2 separate regions of the Homo sapiens genome follow, and region 1 is linked to region 2. The links are chromatin loops, found by intact Hi-C in ENCODE. Cell type or tissue: ovary. All regions are shown on one strand. Links, peaks and the distances in the headings refer to the core of each region. The heading gives the core; the rest is flanking DNA.

Region 1 (8,000 bases), core at 1-8,000, 160 kb after region 2:
GGGACATAAACTTAAAGCATAAGATATTCTTTAGATTTAATTAGACATTTTGTATTTTAAATATAGACTTATTAATATATAGTAATATATTTATAATATTCGGTGTTGGGAAAACATGTAACTAATCTAGTGTAGGTACTCTGTTTTTTGTTATATCTCTGGTGTGTAACAATGCAGCTGTGTAAATTATAGATGCTCAAGAAATTTCTTGATAGTTGAATAATTACTCCTAAGTAGGTATTTAGATTCTTAGATGACTCAGGCGTCTTGTTTAGTGACATGTAACTGTATGGTCTTCCTTGGGTCTTTTCTTTATGGCCATTGTCCCTTGAAAAATGAGTACCAGAGTTGTTCTAATATTATCTCTTAATACATATTTATTACTATAACACAAGTGATTATAATATTAAACATTTCAGTGTCACATTTGGAAAAAATATTCATTGATTATAGTTTTGGTTTATTAATTTTATATCATCAGAAGTTATTTTAGTCACCTGTTAAGAAAATAAAAATTGAGGATTCATTTAGGACATAAAATAGGTGACAGTGCTTTCCAAATGTTCCATTGGAACTTCTTTAATGTGGGTGTATTGTGTAGGTGAAGAAATACCTTAAGATTTATTAAAGTATAATAATTTTAGGCCAGCATGGTGGCTCATACCTATAATCTTAGTTCTTTAGGAGACTGAGGTAGTAGGATCCCTTGAGCTCAGGAGTTTGAGACAGCCTGGACAACATAGTGAGACTCTGTCTCTACAAAAAACGAAAAAATTAACCTTGTGTGGTGGTGCATGCCTTGAAGTCTCAGCTACTCGGGAGGCTGAGGCGGGAGATCGTTTCAGCCTGGGAAGTCAGGGCTGTAGGGAACTGTGATCGTGCCACTGCACTCTAGCCTAGGCAACAGTGTGAGACCCTGTCTCAAGAAAAAAGTAATAATTTTAAGAATTAATTTTATTAATCAATAGAAATGACATCTTGACAGTTGATAGTTTTTAGGTAAAACAAAACGAAGTATAGCTTTAATGTTTTTTCAGATGTAAAGTGTGAAGAAATCTTTTTCTTTTCCTTCATAGGATGTTTTATATACTGTATGCAACCCTGTTGGCAAAGTGCAACGTATTGTTATATTCAAGAGAAATGGGATACAAGCAATGGTTGAATATCCTTTATTTGTAAATTTTTATTGATGTGTAATTCATACGGATCTTATTTTTTCTGGCTTAAGCATTTCTAGACAAGTGGTGTTTACTTTGTCCTCTCACAAAAATCTACGTGACTTAGCTTTAAAAAATGAAACTGCAGTACTCATAGGGAATTTTACTATTTATGATAAGAATAACTTGCTACCAGAAAGCAATCTAGTGCTTCCTTTTTAAGCTGTTAAATAACACTATTTGAAGATATGTACACTTGTACTATTTTGGAATTTATCCTAAGTGAACTTTTCTGACTCCCTCTTAAAGTAGTTTGGAAGTACCAAAACTTTAGAGTCAGTAAAATCTTACCTTTTTTTATTGAACCTTTAAAATGGTAATGGTTTATGTAAAAACTTCTTTATGTTAAATTTGTCACACATTGAGTAAGAAGAGCAAGTTACAAAATAGTATAGATAATACACTTTCCCCCAAGCTGGACCCATCTTAAATAATAATAATAAAGAGAAAACCCCAACCTACGTGTGCATGTGTATGCATAGAAGAAGGTAGGGATATACAGCAAACGCTTTAATAGTGCTTACTTCTGGCAAGGGACTTATGTTTTATCTTTGTTTTTTTACCTTATATACCTTTGTGATTTTATTTTTTTAAGATTATGGACTTAAGTAATTTTTTTAAAAACTGATAAAATTTTAGATAGAGTATTATAAAACTATGCCTTCTCAGAAATATGTAAAAATCATGTATTTGTTTTGTATTACTTTGGCTCTTTGTAATGTTCTTCTTAAAGAGTAAAATCTTTTCTGTTTCAAGGTTGCAAGTTGTCCTTTGCTAGGGAATGGGACCATGCTCCATTATCTCCTCTGCTTTCCGATTTATAAAGTACTAATGATGACCTAAAAGAATTAAGGTAGATAGTTCGGTTGTATTATGTTTTCTTTGGTACCCTTGATTTTTTTTTTTTTTTTAAGATGGAGTTTTGCTTTTTGTTGCCCAGGGTGGTCAAGTGATTCCCGTGTCTCAGCCTCCCAAGTAGCTGGGATGACAGGCACCTGCCACCACACCCAGCTAATTTTTGTATTTTTAGTAGAGATGGGGCTTCACCATGTTGGCCAGGCTGGTCTCGAACTCCTGAGCTCAGGCTGTTCACCTGGTTCAGCCTCCCAAAGTGCTGGGATTACAGGCGTGAGCAACTGTGCCCAGCCACCCTTGATCTTAAAAATAAATTCTCCTGGCCAGGCGCAGTGACTCACGTCTGTGATCCCAGCACTTTGGGAGGCCGAGGCGGGCGGATCACGAAGTCAAGAGATCGAGACAATCCTGGTCAACATGGTGAAACCCCGTATCTACTAAAAAAATTAAAAATTAGCCGGGTGCGGTGGCACACACCTGTAGTCCCAGCTACTTGGGAGGCTGAGGCAGGAGAATTGCTTGAACCCGGGAGGTGGAGGTTGCATTGAGCCCAGGTCGCGCCACTGCACTCCTGGTGATAGAGCAAGACTCCGTCTCAAAAACAAAACAAAACAAAAAATTCTCTTAAAATTCATCCTGAAATTGGTAAAACATTTCCAGAAGTAAAAGAGCTACTTCTGATTATTTTCAATCCTGTCCTTTGGGAGTGAATAATGATTAAGTATCAGATACCTTAAACCGAATTTCCTTAATAGAGCTTATGTTTGAATCAGTCCTTTGTGCCCAGAAAGCTAAAGCAGCACTCAATGGAGCTGATATATATGCTGGATGTTGCACACTAAAAATTGAATATGCACGGGTAAATATTTTTTTCAACACCCTACCCAAGAAATATTTATGCTTTGGATATGCAGTTTGAACTTACATTATTTTCAATCTTAACAGCCAACTCGTCTAAATGTTATTAGGAATGACAATGACAGTTGGGACTACACTAAACCATATTTGGGAAGACGAGGTAGGTATTTTATACATTTTAGAATGTACTTGATCTGCTGACAAATTTTTATATGCAGTTAGATTCTTTTTTCCTGAGATGAGCTAGTTAATTCAAATGAAAACCTTGTTGATGAATGCTTTTGTTGCAAAAGGCCATGTAATGCTGGAAAATAACCTTGAACATTAGTGCCCCCTACTGGTATGTACTGAGCTATTTATATTTAGTTCAACAAGGAGCCCACACATTCAGGCACGCCCGCAGTTCAAGGACTTGCATTTCTCCAAGCAGCTCTCTCTCTTTGGAGGAGAGGAAACTGATTCAGAATATTCCTTACAAACTGCAAACTTGCACACTGCTTCTCTATGGAAAGGACTTTCCCCCAAGCTGGACGAGGCATTAAGAAGGATAGAGGACTCCAGCAGGCTGACTCTACACTTCATCATGCACAACATCGGCATCAGCAAAAAGCCCTCTGAAAAACTCAGACTCGCAATTCACCTTGACTGCATACTGCATGCACCATCACCCCAAGTTTTTAAAGGAGGACACTTAACAGTACTTCAGAATTGCATGGGATGAACACCATGATAGACTGTGCCCATTTATACAAGTTGTATGTATATATTGGTCTGATTTCCCTTAAGGTTTCAGTTGTAGAATTTAAGACTTTCCACTAACGGAAACTAGACTTCATCTGCAATGTTGTAAATCTTAATGCCCATTACTGTGACTGTGTGCAGCTTAGATTCAAATTGTTAATTGGCAAATAACCAGGACCAGTTTATTAACAGGTCTTGGGAATTGATAATGCTCAACCAATCCACACAGATAGAAAAATAAAAGGATTAGAAAGGTGCACACTTGCTGCATTGTTTACTTTTTAAATTTTTTGTTTTTTTCTCAATTGTGGTCACTGAACAGAAATTCTAACATAATGAAAAGGTGCATTATATGTGAAAGACGTTCTTCTGTGTGGTTTGATTTTTGTAAAGTGGCTGTTTATAAGTTGTCACTTTTTGTAACAATTTAAGGTTATCACTGTCAATTTGTGTAACTAGAAATTTTGACATTTCAAATGTAGGTGAAAGTAACATGTCTGTTCAAGATAGAATATCTTTAAACTTGATAAATCTGAAAATAAGAGCATTTCATTTGGGATGCATCTTCACCTATAAGTGCTAGATTTCGTGAGGATAAATTTGACTGATAAAATTGTTCAACTAACTGTGTGGCAATTCTGGAATATACAAATTAAAATGTGGATCTTGTAAAAACAAGGGGGCTGCAGTATTGGCTACATCTTAACTACAATATCAGTGTTTGAACTACAGGGTGGAAAAGCTCAAGATGAGTATGTCTGTAAAAGTCAGTAACTAGAAAAAAATTTTATGGCATACAAAATACCTTGGGGAGTGGGTACTCTATAGTGCATGTACTCTAGCAAAAAGAAAAAGACAATGTGATGATTGATCTTTTGCATGTTTGCATATTTAGGACTTTTAGATGATTGGCTCCTTTAACTCTCAATTCCCAGGAAATCATCTTGCCTTATGCATGAAATTGCAAATAGGTTTGTTTTGTAATGCAGCTTTGGCTAGACCCCATGTTTTTCACTACTTATGGAAATCTGCCTGGCCTTGGGTTGGTACAGTTGATGTCAGTATTAGAAAGCACATCCTTAGCACTGAAACAACCGGACAAGTGGTTGATGAGAAATGTCTCACTTCTGTCAATTTACAGTTATTGACCACTCGGTTTTGTTTTTTTAAAAAAATCTCATTTGAAATAGTTGTGGTTACATTTTTCTCAGGGGCTCTTTAAACAGGTGTAGATAAGCTTATTTTAATAGTGTTTACATCTATTCTTTTAAAGGGTCTGATGTTTACACAAAGCCAGCTGAGGTTAGTTCTTCATATAATTCTAGTCAGATAAGTTTAGAAATGTATAAGGTATATATGTGAATAGTGAAATATAATTAAAGCACGTAAAACGTTTTTAGTTTATGCTTTGAAGGAAAATTTTTTGTTTTCTAATTCCTTACAGATATTTGTCTTGCGAGACCATAACAGTTTATGTTTTTGTTTCTGTAGAGCTCTTAGCTTGCACTCAAATTGATAGCTATTGAAACTGTTAGGTTGCTATCCCCAAATAAAGACCTTCATAACATTTTTTTTTTTAACCAAAAAAAATAAAAACTTTTTTAAAAACATACCCTCACTTTTTTCAAAGCCCTTTTCAGCTTGAATTACATTTTAGTGTAAAGAATCCCTAACCAGGACGCCAGGGAACCCCTCCAGAAATCTTAGAACCTGTAGTAGATAGGTGCATCTTTTTGGGGAGAATGTTCACAGCTTCCATCAGATCATTTGACTCTAGGAAAGCTTACCACTGTTTAGAAACTGATATATTTAGGGTTCAACTTTCTGCTCACTTCTGTTTTACGTGACCTGTTACGCAGTGAATACTTCAAATGAAGTGAATTATTATTAATTTTTTAATTATTTTATTTTATTTTATTATTATTATACTTTAAGTTTTAGGGTACATGTGCACAATGTGCAGGTTAGTTACATATGTATACATGTGCCATGCTGGTGTGCTGCACCCATTAACTCGTCATTTAGAAGTGAATTATTAATGAGAATGTTTGGCTGAAAGATAGCTTGGAAGATAATCTACTCTAACTCCTTCATTTATGAATGAAAATTGTTTCTGTGACTATACAGCAAATTAGTGGTTTAAGTTGGAATCGTCTGATTCCCAACCCAGTTCTCTTTCCTTTATAGCACACTGTTAACTGTATCAATAAAACTGAGTCATGAAGACATTATGGTTGTTGTGGTTTTAAGATTCCTAGGTCAGATAAGGATTTGTATTTAGTGTTTGATGGCGTATGCTTAAGCAGAGGAACATTAACAGAATGGATTAGTAGGCTAGATTGGCTCAAAAGGAGTGAGACTTGCGTGATGAGAGACGTTAGAAGCCATGTGGTAGAAGGAACTGTGAATGTTAGGATTGAAGAAGAAATGACTTTGGGGAAATGGGGTCGGGGGGACAGTCATAATAACTTCTTGAGCATTTAGAAGAGGTTTTGGCCAACGACTAAGTCTGTAAGGCCCTAAATGGGGTAGAATATGGGTAGAGGATCAATTTCTATACAATATAAAAATTCATTTTCTCACAATTTAGGGCTATCTGGAAATCTTATTATTGGTTTTGGGTAAGCAGAAGCTAAATGGTCCCAACTTACAGAGATGATGTAAAGAGAATTTTTACATTGAGTAAAAGTTAAACTAGATGGCCTCAGTCCCTTTCAATGCCACAATAACTTGGAATAGGTGATTAAAACTCTACTTCTCTAGACTGAAGTGAAAATTAAAGTATTTCTCATCTCCCATAAACCTCATTTGTTTAGGTGACTAAGGATATAGGTAAAGGCTCTCTGAATTTTCAAGGATTAGAATGACCAGAGTCTTGAGATACATATTTTTAAAAATCTTATTGGGCACTGTAATTTCATCAGCAAACTTTCTAAAAGTATTGTATAATGATTTTTAAAATTTACTAACATAGGAGGTGCTATTTTAGAAACTTATAAATAATTTTTTTGTTGATGTCTCTAATTAGATTTGGGAAAATTGGCATGCCTTTTCTGAAAACGTAGCTAGAATAAAAATTATCCTTTAGAGTATTGTAGTATTCTCATCCAATAATGTAGCCCCCTTGGTTAGCTTTATCTTGGCATCTTTAAAGTTTGGGGTTGCTCATAGTCCTACCTGGTGTTATGGTCAATAGACAATGACCTATTCATGATATAATATGAGTCAGTGATGTGAACATTTTCAGCTCTCAAGTCAGGTGTTTGTAAATATGTGCATATACTTATAAAATACTCTGTGTTTACTGATTGTGAAACCATGTAATACAGGTTGTTGTTGGCTTATGCTGAAACTTCTTGAAAGAAGCCCACTTTGAAAATGTGTTGCTGTTGAAGCTAATAGTATGATTCAGGTACTGTCTTTCAAAAGTACTGCACTTAAAGCTTGTTTTAAAGACATGTATTGGTAAAAACTTCTGTACAGTGTCAAACTTCTAGCATTGTGTACATTCACTTTCTGAAAAGTATCCATTCTTCCTTAAATTTGAAAGTGTGATTGTATTTGGCATTTGCCAAAAAGATATATTCAAGTTAAGTGGAATTTGTTAGATGGAATTAATTTTTTACACTCTTGGTGTTGTGTTTAAATTGGATATGAATGGATGTTTAAAGTTAACCAGGAATCGTATTTCTTTTATGAATTGTTGTATTGGATGTTTTGAATGGGTGTTTCCCATCTGAGAACTCCATTAAGTACTTGGGTCAAAATTGTTAAAACCATGTTTCTACTTTTGTGTCAGATAGAGGAAAGGGTCGCCAGAGACAAGCCATTTTGGGAGAACACCCTTCTTCGTTTAGACATGATGGCTATGGTAAGTTGTCAAGGTAGAAAGAAGGTAGTATAGATGAACTGTTTGACTTGCTGCATTTCTGATGAAGTATGGCACATTTCTTGTCTATTTTTCCTGCGTATCTGCCTCGGTTTATATGGGATCAGTCCCTTGTAATGTACTCCCAGGAGTTGTCCAAAATTTGTTTTCTTAGGATAATGATTTAAAAAAAATCCTTGAGATAAGTGAGAGCTACTAGTTGGGGATTGAATACTTTTTTGCCATTATATTTTGGTTTGGTTTTGATTTTTAATGGGTTCTGGCTTGTAAGAGGACCAGAAAGAAGAATTATTGTTCAGTAAGTGTATTTTCTTTCATTCCAGCAATTAGCAACAAAGAGGAATTTTGAGTAATAAAGGCAGAAAGAATAGGGTATTTGTCAAAAAGGAAACATGCTTCTGGTTAGACTCACCTTATAGTTCTGTAGCTAGTATTTTGGT
Region 2 (10,823 bases), core at 1,615-9,614:
TTCTCCTGCCTCAGCCTCCCAAGTAGCTTGGATTACAGGTGCCCGCCACCACGCCCTGCTAATTTGTACTTTTAGTAGAGACAGGGTTTTGCCATGCTGGGCAGGCTGGCCTTGAACCCTGACCTTTGGTGATCTGTCTGCCTCGGCCTCCCAAAGTGCTGGGATTACAGGCGTGAGCCACCGCGCCTGGCCTCAGCATATTTTTTTTGAGGCAGGTTCTCTGTCACACAGGCTGGAGTGCCATGGTACAATCAGCTTACTGCAGCCTCTGAACTCCTGGGCTCAAGTGATTCTGCCACCTCAGTCTCCCGAGTTGCTGGGACTACAGACTTGCACCACCACAGTCGGCTATTTTTTTTTTTAATTTTTAGTAGAGATCTCGCCTTGTTGCCCAGGCTGTTCTTGGACTCCTGGGCTTAAGTGATCCTCCCATTTTGGCCTCCCAAAGTGCTGGGATTCCAGGCATGAGCCACCATTCCCGGCTGTTTTACATTTTGAAGTGGTTGAAAAAGAATAAAAATTGTAACATTTTATGACATATGTAAGTTGTGTGAAATTTAAATTGTAGTGTTTATAAAGTTTTATGGAAACAGCTATGACTTGTTTGCTTATGGGCTGTCACTGTTTTTGTGCTAACAGTAGTGGAGTTGAGTGGTTGTGACAAAGTCCAACAAAGCCTGTAAAATCTACTCTCCTTTTCATTTTACAGACAATATTTGCCAGCCCCTGGTTTAGATATGTGTCTTCAACTTTACAACTTTCAAAACAATTTTATCTCTGGAGATCTTGGGTACCAAGATTATTTGTAGAGTTGCCAGGGCCTTACCAAGATAGACTTTTGGTCTGGGAAGCCTGACTTATCCAGGACTCTTTCCTTGAAGTGCTTTGTGAAGCTCGGGGGCAAATTCTAGCCAAACGCATTTACGGACTTACCGTAAAATGGATGAATGAGACCATACTAGGGAAAGCTTTTACTCTAGGGTAGTGGTTCTGATTGCTAGTTGCAGACTAAAATCACCCAGGGTGCTTAAAGACATTCAAATGAAAGAATCACTGAGGGTGAAGCCTGGGTATTAATGTAAAAATTTCACCTGGTGATTTCTGAGACAGCATCTGTCACCCAGGCTGGAGTGCAGTGGCATGATCGCTGCCTTGACTTCCTGGGCTCAGGTGATCCTCCTGCCTCTGCCTCCTGAGTAGCTGGGACTACAGGCACATGTCACCACACCCAGCTAATTTTTGTATTTTTTTCTTAAAGATGGGGTTTCACCATGTTGCTTAGGTGGGTCTCAAACTCCTGGGCTTAAGCATTCCACCGGCCTTGGCCTCCGTAAGTGCTAGGATTACAGGTGTGAGCCACAGTGCCTCGCTTCTCCCCTGGTTCTTCTAATACGCAACCAGAATTGAAAACCACTGCTCTGGAAGTGGTGTTAGTTATTGGAAGATTGGCCTGGTTTATTCTACTATAATAAGGAAGTAGCAGCACTCACATGTGAATCAAAGGATTCTGCTATTGTCCTCTAGGTTTCTCTGTCTCCAAATGATCCCATGCTGGAAAGGAAACTGAAAAAAACAGAAACTGCATTTTAATTTATATTAGTACCAGTAGAGGTCGCTGTGCTCAAAGAAATAATCATCTTTAAAAAAAAGTTAACATTCTATTCAGAATTTTTTTTTTTTTTTTTTGAGACAGAGTTTTGCTCTTGTTGCTCAGCCTGGAGTGCAGTGGCGCGATTTCGCTCACCGCAACTTCCACCTCCCGGGTTCAAGCTATTTTCCTGCCTCAGCCTCTTGAGTAGTTAGGATTATAGGCATGTGTCACCACCCCTGGCTAATTTTGTATTTTTAGTAGAGACGGGGTTTCTCCATGTTGATCAGGCTGGTCTCAAATTCCCGACCTCAGGTGATCCACCCACCTCAGCCTCCCAAAGTGCTGGGATTACAGGTGTGAGCCACCACGCCCGGCTAATTTTGTATTTTTAGTAGAGATGGGGTTTCACCACGTTGGCCAGGCTGGTTTCAAACCCCTGAGCTCAGGTGATCCACCCGCCTCGACCTCCCAAAGTGGTGGGATTATAGGCATGAGCCACCATGTCTGGCCTAAATATTTTTTTTAGTATAAAAAATTAAGTGTGTTACTTAATTCCTCTTGATTTTTTAAAACTATTTTTTAGTTAGTGGTTGAATCTTACCACAATCTAGTTCTGATTAATACTCTGGTAAAATATAGAAATTACACTCCAATGCTGTTTCCTTTTACTCTTCCCTCTTTTATGCTATATTTATGTATTCTAAACTTGATACTACTGTGTTACAAGTATTGCTTTGTGTAATCTTAACGTCTTTTTTTTTTTTTTTTTTTTGAGACGGAGTCTCACTCTGTTGCCAGGCTGGAGTGCAGTGGCATGATATTGGTTCACTGCAACCTCTGCCTCCTGGGTTCAAGCAGTCCTCCTGCCTCAGCCTCCTGAGTAGCTGGGACTACAGGCACGTGCCACCATGCCCAGCTAATTTTTGTAATTTTAGTAGAGACAGGGTTTCACCATGTTGGCCAGGATGGTCTTGATCTTTTGACCTTGTGATCCACCTGCCTCAGCCTCCCAAAGTGCTGGGATTACAGGCGTGAGCCACCATGCCCGGCTAATCTTATGTCTTTTAAGAGAATAAATGAAAAAATACAATGTCTTATTAATCCATATATTTACTATTTCTGATCTTCTTTATTTCTTTCCATGGATTCTGGTGTAATTTCAGTATGGAGGACTTCCTCTAGTATTTCTCATAAGGCAGGCTTGCTAGCAATGAATTCCCTAGTCTTTATTTCACCTTTGCTTTTGAAGGATAGTTCTGGGTGATAATTGAATCTCTGGTTTTGAAGCACTTTGACCATGTCATTCCACGGCATTCTGGGCTCCATTGTTCCAGATGAGAAGTCAGCTGTTAATTGTACTGGTGCTGGTGGTCCCCTGTAGCGAGGAGTCATTTTTCTCCTGCTGCTTTCAAATTTTGTTTGCTTTTGACATTCAGCAGTTTAAATGTATCAACAGTTTGGTGTATCTAGATGGGAATCTCTATTCTTGAAGTTTGTTGAGCTTCTTAGATTTATAGATAATTGGTTTTCATCAAATTTGGAAGTTTTTTGCCATTATTTTTTTTTGTCCCTCTCTTTGGACTCCCATTACTCATACGCTCATGTGCTTGTTTTCTCACAGGTCTCTGAGGTTCTGTTCAGTTTTCTTCAATCTCTTTTCTGTTTTTCAGGTTGAATAATTCCTATTAATCTACCTTCAAGTTCACTTACTCTTTCTTCTGCTGTCTCAAATCTACTTCTGACTCTCTCTAGTTAACTTTTTTTTTGTTTTGTTTTGTTTTTTTTTGAGACAGTTTCACTGTGTTGCCCAGGCTGGAGTGCAGTGGCGTGATGTTGGCTCACTGCAACCTCTGCCTCCCGGGTTCAAGTGATTCTCGTGCCTCAGCCTCCCAGTATTACAGGCACAGGCACATGGTGATGCCTGGCTAATTTTTGTAGTATTAGTAGAGATGGGGTTTCACCAGGTTGACCAGGCTGGTCTTGAATTACTGTCCTCAAGTGATCCGCCCACCTCAGCCTCCCAAAGTGCTGGGATTACAGGTGTGAGCCATTGTGCCTGGCCTCTCTAGTTAACTTCTTATGCATCATTATACTGTTTTCAACAAACTTCTACTTGATTCCCTTTTTTTTTTTTTTGAGGTAGTGTCTCACTCTGTCACCCAGGATGGAGTGCAGTGGCATGATCTCAGCTTACTGCAACCTCCGCCTCCCAGGTTCAAGCAATTCTCCTGGCTCAGCCTCCCAAGTGGCTGGGATTACAGGTGTGCACCACCACACCTAGCTAATTTTTGCATTTTTAGTACAGATTGGGTTTTGCCATGTTGGCCAGGCTGGTCTCAAACTTCTGGCCTCAGGTGATCTGCCTGCCTCGGGCTCCCAGAGTGCTGGGATTACAGGCGTGAGCCATTGGCCCCAGCCTACTTGATTCCTTTTTATAATCTCCAGTTTTTTTGTTTTTGTTTTTGTTTTCAACATTCTTGTGTTTATCTTTTAAAAGACAGTCTCCCTGTGTTGTCCAGGCTGCAGTGCAGTTGGCTATTCACAGGTGGGATCATAGTATACTATAGTCTTGAACTCCTGGGCTCAAACAAGCCTCCTGTCTCAGCCTCCTGAGTAGCTGGGACTACAGGCATGAACCCCTATGCCCAGCTTCTTATGCTTATTTTAAAATTCTAGGGGGTTGCCTTGTGTCTGCACAGCTTAGGGGGCAGCCACTTTCTGGAGAGTTTGTGCTGACACCTCAACCAGTCAGACTTCTGTCCTCTGCTGATGGATCTTTGTGTAGGTAGGTGAGTAATTTTAATATTCAGGCTGCTTTCAAGTCTATCTTAAGTTTTACTTTTTGTTGAGCCCTTCATCTCTGTTGCACATGTACCCAGCCTCCGATCAGCCAAAAATCTGCTTGCAGCCACGACTGCAACCTCAGGCCAGTAGAGCCATAAGCCCTCCCTGCCTGCACAGCACTGGGATTGTTACTTCCATTGATGATGGTTTGGGTATGGCTGCCACTCACACCTCCAAATGGAGTAAACCCTCTTTCAACCACAGCTGCTTGCTTGTCCTCATGTTCTGTTTTGCCTCAGCAGAACCTTCACAATTACTGAGTTGGAGGAGTGAGGGGGATACGAACAGCCCCAGGCAAGAACACTACAGACTCCCACTATTCCTACTCAAAGCTCAGTAGTTTTTCAGACAACATATCTCAGACTGGAAGGTTTTATGTCTGTTTCCAGAACACCAAAATTGTTTTGAGCTGGGAGTAGTGGTGCGTGCTTATAGTTGCAGGTACTTAGGAGGCTGAGGCTGGAGGGGGGATTGCTTGAGGGCAGGAATTCAAGACCAACCTGGGCAACATAGTAAGACCCCCCATCTCTATAAACAACAAAAAAAATGTTTCGTCCAATTTTTTCAGCATTTTAATTGCTCGAACTATAATAAGGAGAGGATTTGCTGACGTCCTTGCCTGACTGTAGCTGGAAGTGCTGCCCAAAGCACGAGACTTTAATGATGATCTGCGTAACTGAGTTAAGCAGGAAATGCCTTGATTGGGAAAGGATTGCACTCCTGTCCAAACAGCCTCTTGAAAACTGGTGATCCAATTGCTTAAAATGGTTAAGAGTGAAAATGGGAACTGGCCGGGGACCAGGACACATGCTGAGCTTCCTTCCTGCCCTGTGCTGGTAGTCCTGCATTTTTTTCCATGTTCTACTTTTCGTAAACTCTCCAGTTCCACCTCCACAGCATGACATCTTAGTCTTCACAGCAGTGTTTGTGTAATTATTTTAATATGACATCTCACCTTGTACAATTTTTTATTTTTGAGACAGTCTTGCTCTGTAACCCAGGCTGGAGTGCAGTGGTGCAATCTAGGCTCACTGCAACCTCCGCTTCGCAGGTTCAAGCAGTTATCTGCCTCAGCCTCCTGAGTAGCTGGGATTACAGGCACCTGCCACCATGCCTGGCTAATTTTTGTGTTTTTAGTAGAGACGGGATTTCACCATCTTGGCCAGGCTGGTCTTGAACTCCTGACCTAGTGATCCACCCGCCTTGGCCTCCCAAACTGCTGGGATTACAGGCGTGAGCCACCGCGTCCAGCACCTTCTAAAATTTTACTTCTTGCTGGGGCCTTCAGCGATTTTATCATAAAATCACCCAATTATGCTGACATGCTGTCACATGTCACAATCTATGTCTTATAAGCACATGGAAGGGCTTCTCAAGCAAAGTTATGTGTTTCATGAAAAAGGACAGATTGGTTGCTGCCACAAAAAGAGTTTCTCTAAATTTTTGCTTCCCTCAGATGCATGGTGTGACAAATGTAGCCTTTTTTTTTTTTAAGACAGAGTCTCGCTCTGTCGCCCAGGCTGGAGTGCAGTGGCGAGATCTCGGCTCACTCCAACCTCCACTTCCCTGGTTCAAGCAATTTCCCTCTCTCAGCCTCCTGAGTAGCTGGGATTACAGGTGCATGCCACCACGCCCAGCTAATTTTTTTGTATTATTAGTAGAGACGGTTGGCCAGACTGGTCTCAAACCAGGTTTCACCTGGTTGGCCAGACTGGTCTCAAACTCCTGACCTCAGGCAATCCACCCACCTTGGCCTCCCAAAGTGCTGGGATTACAGATGTGAGCCACAGCGCCTGGCCGCCTTTTTTACTTGCTTTTATAAACACCATTAATTTAAAGGCCAGTAACTTATTTCAGCTGCCCTACAGGCAATGAATATCCTTACTTGGACTACTGTAGACTTGGCTTCTTATAAAAACAATAATCTTTTTGGACAGAAGAAAACAAAGTATTTGGCTAATTAATTAATTAATTTGGCATTCTCAAACCTAGAGGCCATTACATTAAGAACTAGTTTGTAGTTGTTACATTTCTTTGTTTTGTCTCAGTGGATCCAGGGCTGGAATCGCCCCCATAGTGGCAGCAGGGGAGACCCCATCAGGGAGTGATCCAAACTATCTCGAGATAGGGCCGGCTGGGATTTCAAAGAAAGAAGCTCTAAGCGCCAGGGTGATCAATCCAAAGCATTTATTAGAGGAACTTCCTTACAGAGTGCTGCAGCAATGGTTGAGAGAGAAAAGGGGTGTTCTGCCCAGGTATATCAGCAGTGAGGGAGTTTCTATGACAGTTAAAGGAATTTGGCTCAGGGCCAGAGCCAGTTTCTTTTTTCTTTTTCTTTTTTTTTTTTTTTTTTTTTGAGACAGAGTCTTGCTGTCACCCAGGCTGGAGTGCAATGAGAGTCTTGCTGTGACCCAGGCTGGAGTGCAATGGCATGATTTTGGCTCACTGCAACCTCCGCCTCCTGGGCTTAAGCAATTCTCCTGCTTCAGCTTCCCGACTAACTGAGATTACAGGCACCCGCCACCATGCCCAGCTAATTTTTTTGTATTTTTTTTTTTTTTTTTAGTTGAGACGGGGTTTCACCATGTTGGCCAGGCTGGTCTTGAATGCCTGATCTCAGGTGATCCACCCGCCTCGGCCTCCCAAAGTGTTGGGATTACAGGCGTGAGCCACTGCGCCCGGCCCAGTGCCAGTTTCTTTTAGTGTTTTAGGGAACAACCTAGACAGATTTATCAGTGCCTGGGAATGTTCAAGGCCCGGTTTGGGTTCAAGCCTGCTAGGAAAAATCTGCAGCTGGCTAGGTGACAAAGGTCAAGGCACTCTGTGACTTTTGGTCAGGATACAGAAAGCAGGGGCAACTGGCAACTCTACACTTGTGAATAAGAAAATGTTCATTCTCTTCTTCTCTGGGATTTCCTAAATGATTGCTGGCACCTAGAGTATGAGAACCCTGCGTCGAACAATTTAATAATCAAATTGGTAGCTAGGTTGCAGTCAGCTTAATAGTTCACCTCTGAGGCCTCTTGGCTAATGTATATATTGGTAACTTTAATAAGAGTGGAGAGATCTGCAGGCAGCATCTTGCTCAAGTCACCAAAGTTAACCTCACCAGTGAGAAGACAACTGAGCATGTACCTCACCTGACTGGCTGCTGTGGGCAGCATCACACCTGACCTGAATCCCTTCACAGACCCAGCAGAGGGCTGTGTACAGAGCAGGTGCTCAGAAAAATCCATGCTGAAGTGAATTAAAAAATAAACAAGATCTTTGGTTTATTATCGGTTACAAAGAAAGAGGAGGTGTGGAAAGCTACTTCCACTGAGATAGCTTTCCTAACTGTTAGGTAGGAAAATGCCAGGGCTCCCACTGGAGGGCAAAGTAGAATCCAGAACACACCCATATTCTTGGTCCATTTCCCAAAGGTCCACGCCTGAGAGATTTCAAGCTGAGTAAAGGAACAAGTCTTCTGAAGATGCAGATTTTGGTTTTATTTCAATTCAGTACAGCATACACTAGTATAACATACTTTTTTTTTTTTTTTTCAAAATCACCAACCAAAACCCATCACTGATACTTTGATTGTCTAGGAAAGAAGGAGCCCCAGCCTTGTCACATACAATCTCTGTCCCTGGTGCAATGTCATCCTCACTGTGCTGTGAAAGGCAAGGCTCTCTCCTCACCCTAATAGCTCCTGTTTCCAGTGCTTGCCTGTCTTTCTTCCCAAGCGTTGGCCGGGCTGTGCTTTCTCAGTTAACCCAAAGGCTCTTGCAGGCCTTTTCCTCTCGGAAGTCCCCTCCCTCTCCCGAGAGAGAGAGCTGCTTTTTTTTCCTTTTTTTTTTTTTTTTTTTTGAGATCGAGTTTTGCTCTGTTGCCCAGTGCAGTGGCATGATCTCGGCTCACTGCAACCTCCACCTCCCAGGTTCAAGCGATTCTCCTGCTTCAGCCTCCCAAGTAGCTGGGACTACAGGTGCGTGCTACCACACCCAGCTAATTTTTTATGTAGAGACGGGGTTTCACCGTGTTAGCCAGGATGGTCTCGATCTCCTGACCTCGTGATCCGCCTGCCTCGGCCTTCCAAAGTGCTGGGATTACAGGCGTGAGCCACCGTGCCCGGCCTCAACTTTTTATTTATTAGCTTGTTGGTCTTCAACCTCTGTAAGCCTCAGTTTCCTCACTTATCAATCATCTACTGCTGTATAGAGACAGGTCCATCTCCTAGCATGCAGGGTGAGGCTAATGTGACATTTGAAAACTCCAGAGTGCTGCTGACAGTGGTTGGAGGTGAAGGAGGAGGAAATAAAAGCAATGTGAGAATAGCTTTAAAGAAAGGAAGGGCAAAAAGTTGAAAAGAAAGAGGCAGTGTGGAGAGATGGAGCCAACAGCAGCATGGGAGTCCCTGGCTAGGGTCAGGGCTTAGATGACGACATTGTTGGTTGGGTTCACTTGCCCTCTGAACTGCACAGGGAATCGAGCTGGTCATTAGACATGGCCTGGAGCCAGTCACTGGAAAAGGAAATCAATACCCAGACTGATTCTCAGAACAGCCACCATTTGTATGATTTTAATCCATAGAATCATTCTGAAAGCTTCTTAATCTTCACCTTTTTTCTGGACAGGAGACAGGTGGCTGAGCCTAGCCCTGGACTGGATCATATCTTCACACTTCCTTAAGCCACAGAAAACTTGAACCAGGTGGTGTGGTCATACTCCTCACCAGGCCTCAGCAGCACAGGAGGGAAGCGGGGCTGTGAAGGGGAAACAACACAGGTGATGCTTGACACCGCAGGCTGCAACATTAACCATTTGGGTGTGCTTCTGGACGGGCTTCTAGACCAGTGCTCTGTGGATGGCTGCCAGTGCGGGAACTGTTTATGATTGGTTCATAGTGAGATAAAGAACTTTAATCAGAGTGAAAAAAGCACACTTTGTTAAAGGAAGGCTTTCCTGATGAAGGGAAGCAGTGTGTTGATCTATAATCTGGTGTAAGGTGTAGGCTTTTTTTTTTTTTTTTTGAGATGGAGTCTTGCTCTGTTGCCCAGGCTGGAGTGCAGTGGGGCGATCTCAGCTCACTGCAAACCCCGCTTCCTGGGTTCAAGCGATTCTCCTGCCTCAGCCTCCAGAGTAGCTGGGATCACAGGCACCTGCCACCATGCCCAGATAATTTTTTTATTTTTACTAGAGACAGGGTTTTGTCATGTTGACCGGGCTGGTCTCGAACTCCTGACCTCAAGTGATACACCTGCCTCAGACTCTCAAAGTGCTGGGATTACAGGTGTGAGCCACCGCACCTGGCCCTTTTTTTTTTTTTTTTTTAAAGACAGGGTCTCATTCTGTTGCACAGGCTGGAGTGCAGTGGTGTGATCATGGCTCACTGCAGCCTTGACCTCCCAGGCTCAGGGATCCTCCCACCTCAGCCTCCCAAGTAGCTGGGGCCACAGGTGTGCACTACCACACCTGGCTAATTTTTCTAATAATCTGTAAAGATGGGGTCTCCCTGTGTTGCCCAGGTTAGCCTCAATCTCAGGCTCAAGCAATCCTCCCGCCTCAGCCTCCCAAAGTGCTGGGATTACAGGCATGAGCCACCTTGCCCAGCCCAAGGTGCAAGCTTCTTATTGTGGGCTGGCACTTTCAGGAGTACTGCTCTGGGTAACAACCAGAAAAGAAAGTTATGAGGGAGCACATAGGAGGAGACGATATGGAAGCTCTCCTTAAGTGTGGCTGCAGAAAACGAGAAGGTATTGTTAAGGAGAAACAAACTGGATAAAGGCTTTGAAGGTACAAAATTTCAGCTTTCTTAAAACCATGTAAATCCCATGTTAGTAGCTTGGCTATGGGTTTTCTGTGACTTGCAGAAGAGAATAAGCATGAACTTTTGAGCCGGGCACAGTGGCTCACGCCTATAATCCTAGCACTTTGGGAGGCCAAGGCAGGTGGATCACCTGAGGTCAGGGGTTTTGAGACCAGCCTGGCCAACATGGTGGAACCCTGTCTCTACTAAAAATACAAAAATTAAGCAGGCATGGTGGTAGGCGCCTGTAATCCTAGCTACTTGGAAGGCTGGGGCAGGAGAATCGCTTGGACCCAGGAGGCGGAGGTTGCAGTGAGCTGAGATCGTGCCCAGGAGGCGGAGGTTGCAGTGAGCTGAGATCGTGCCACTGCACTACAGCCTAGGCGACAAGAGTGAGACTCTGTCTCAAAAAACAAACCAAACAAACAAAGCATGAACTTTTGAATCATACAAGCTGATTCGAGTGTAGTGAACTCTGTCGTACAGTGTGACCTTGGACACAACTCTACTCTGAAAAGCCAGCCTGTGGCATTACCTGATTGACTGCATCAGGCCAGTTCTGAGTCTCCAGGCAGAAACCGGAGTGCTTGGGATAGACAG

What was found. Hi-C counts contacts between places; a loop is a spot of excess contacts. Peaks named below come from ENCODE experiments on the same cell type or tissue, not always from the same donor. Only the 100,000 strongest peaks of a DNase experiment are listed, where the experiment ranks them.
Region 1: a loop joins it to region 2, with 3 times the contacts of the local background. A loop is called at or near these places in 106 of 110 quality-filtered maps.

Annotation. Positions count from the first base shown.
Region 1 is chr2:38,577,003-38,585,002 of GRCh38, reverse strand. HNRNPLL (heterogeneous nuclear ribonucleoprotein L like) reads left to right here. Exons shown (of 13, transcript NM_138394.4): 4 at 1,077-1,162; 5 at 2,835-2,931; 6 at 3,018-3,090; 7 at 7,471-7,542. Among named protein-coding and RNA genes, the nearest start is that of HNRNPLL, 22 kb to the left of the region's middle. In ovary, for the core only: a CTCF peak has its summit at 3,270 (motif pointing left); a DNase peak (open chromatin) is centred at 3,326; H3K27ac peaks cover 419 bases.
Region 2 is chr2:38,731,845-38,742,667 of GRCh38, reverse strand. It overlaps GALM (galactose mutarotase), which reads right to left. Exons shown (of 7, transcript NM_138801.3): 6 at 10,759-10,823; 7 at 7,903-9,180. The coding sequence ends at 9,103. LOC124905993 (a long non-coding RNA gene) reads left to right here and starts at 9,118. Exons shown (of 3, transcript XR_007086292.1): 1 at 9,118-9,202. RefSeq lists a silencer at 1,658-1,830. In ovary, for the core only: no CTCF peak of the experiment used is centred there; a DNase peak (open chromatin) is centred at 5,226.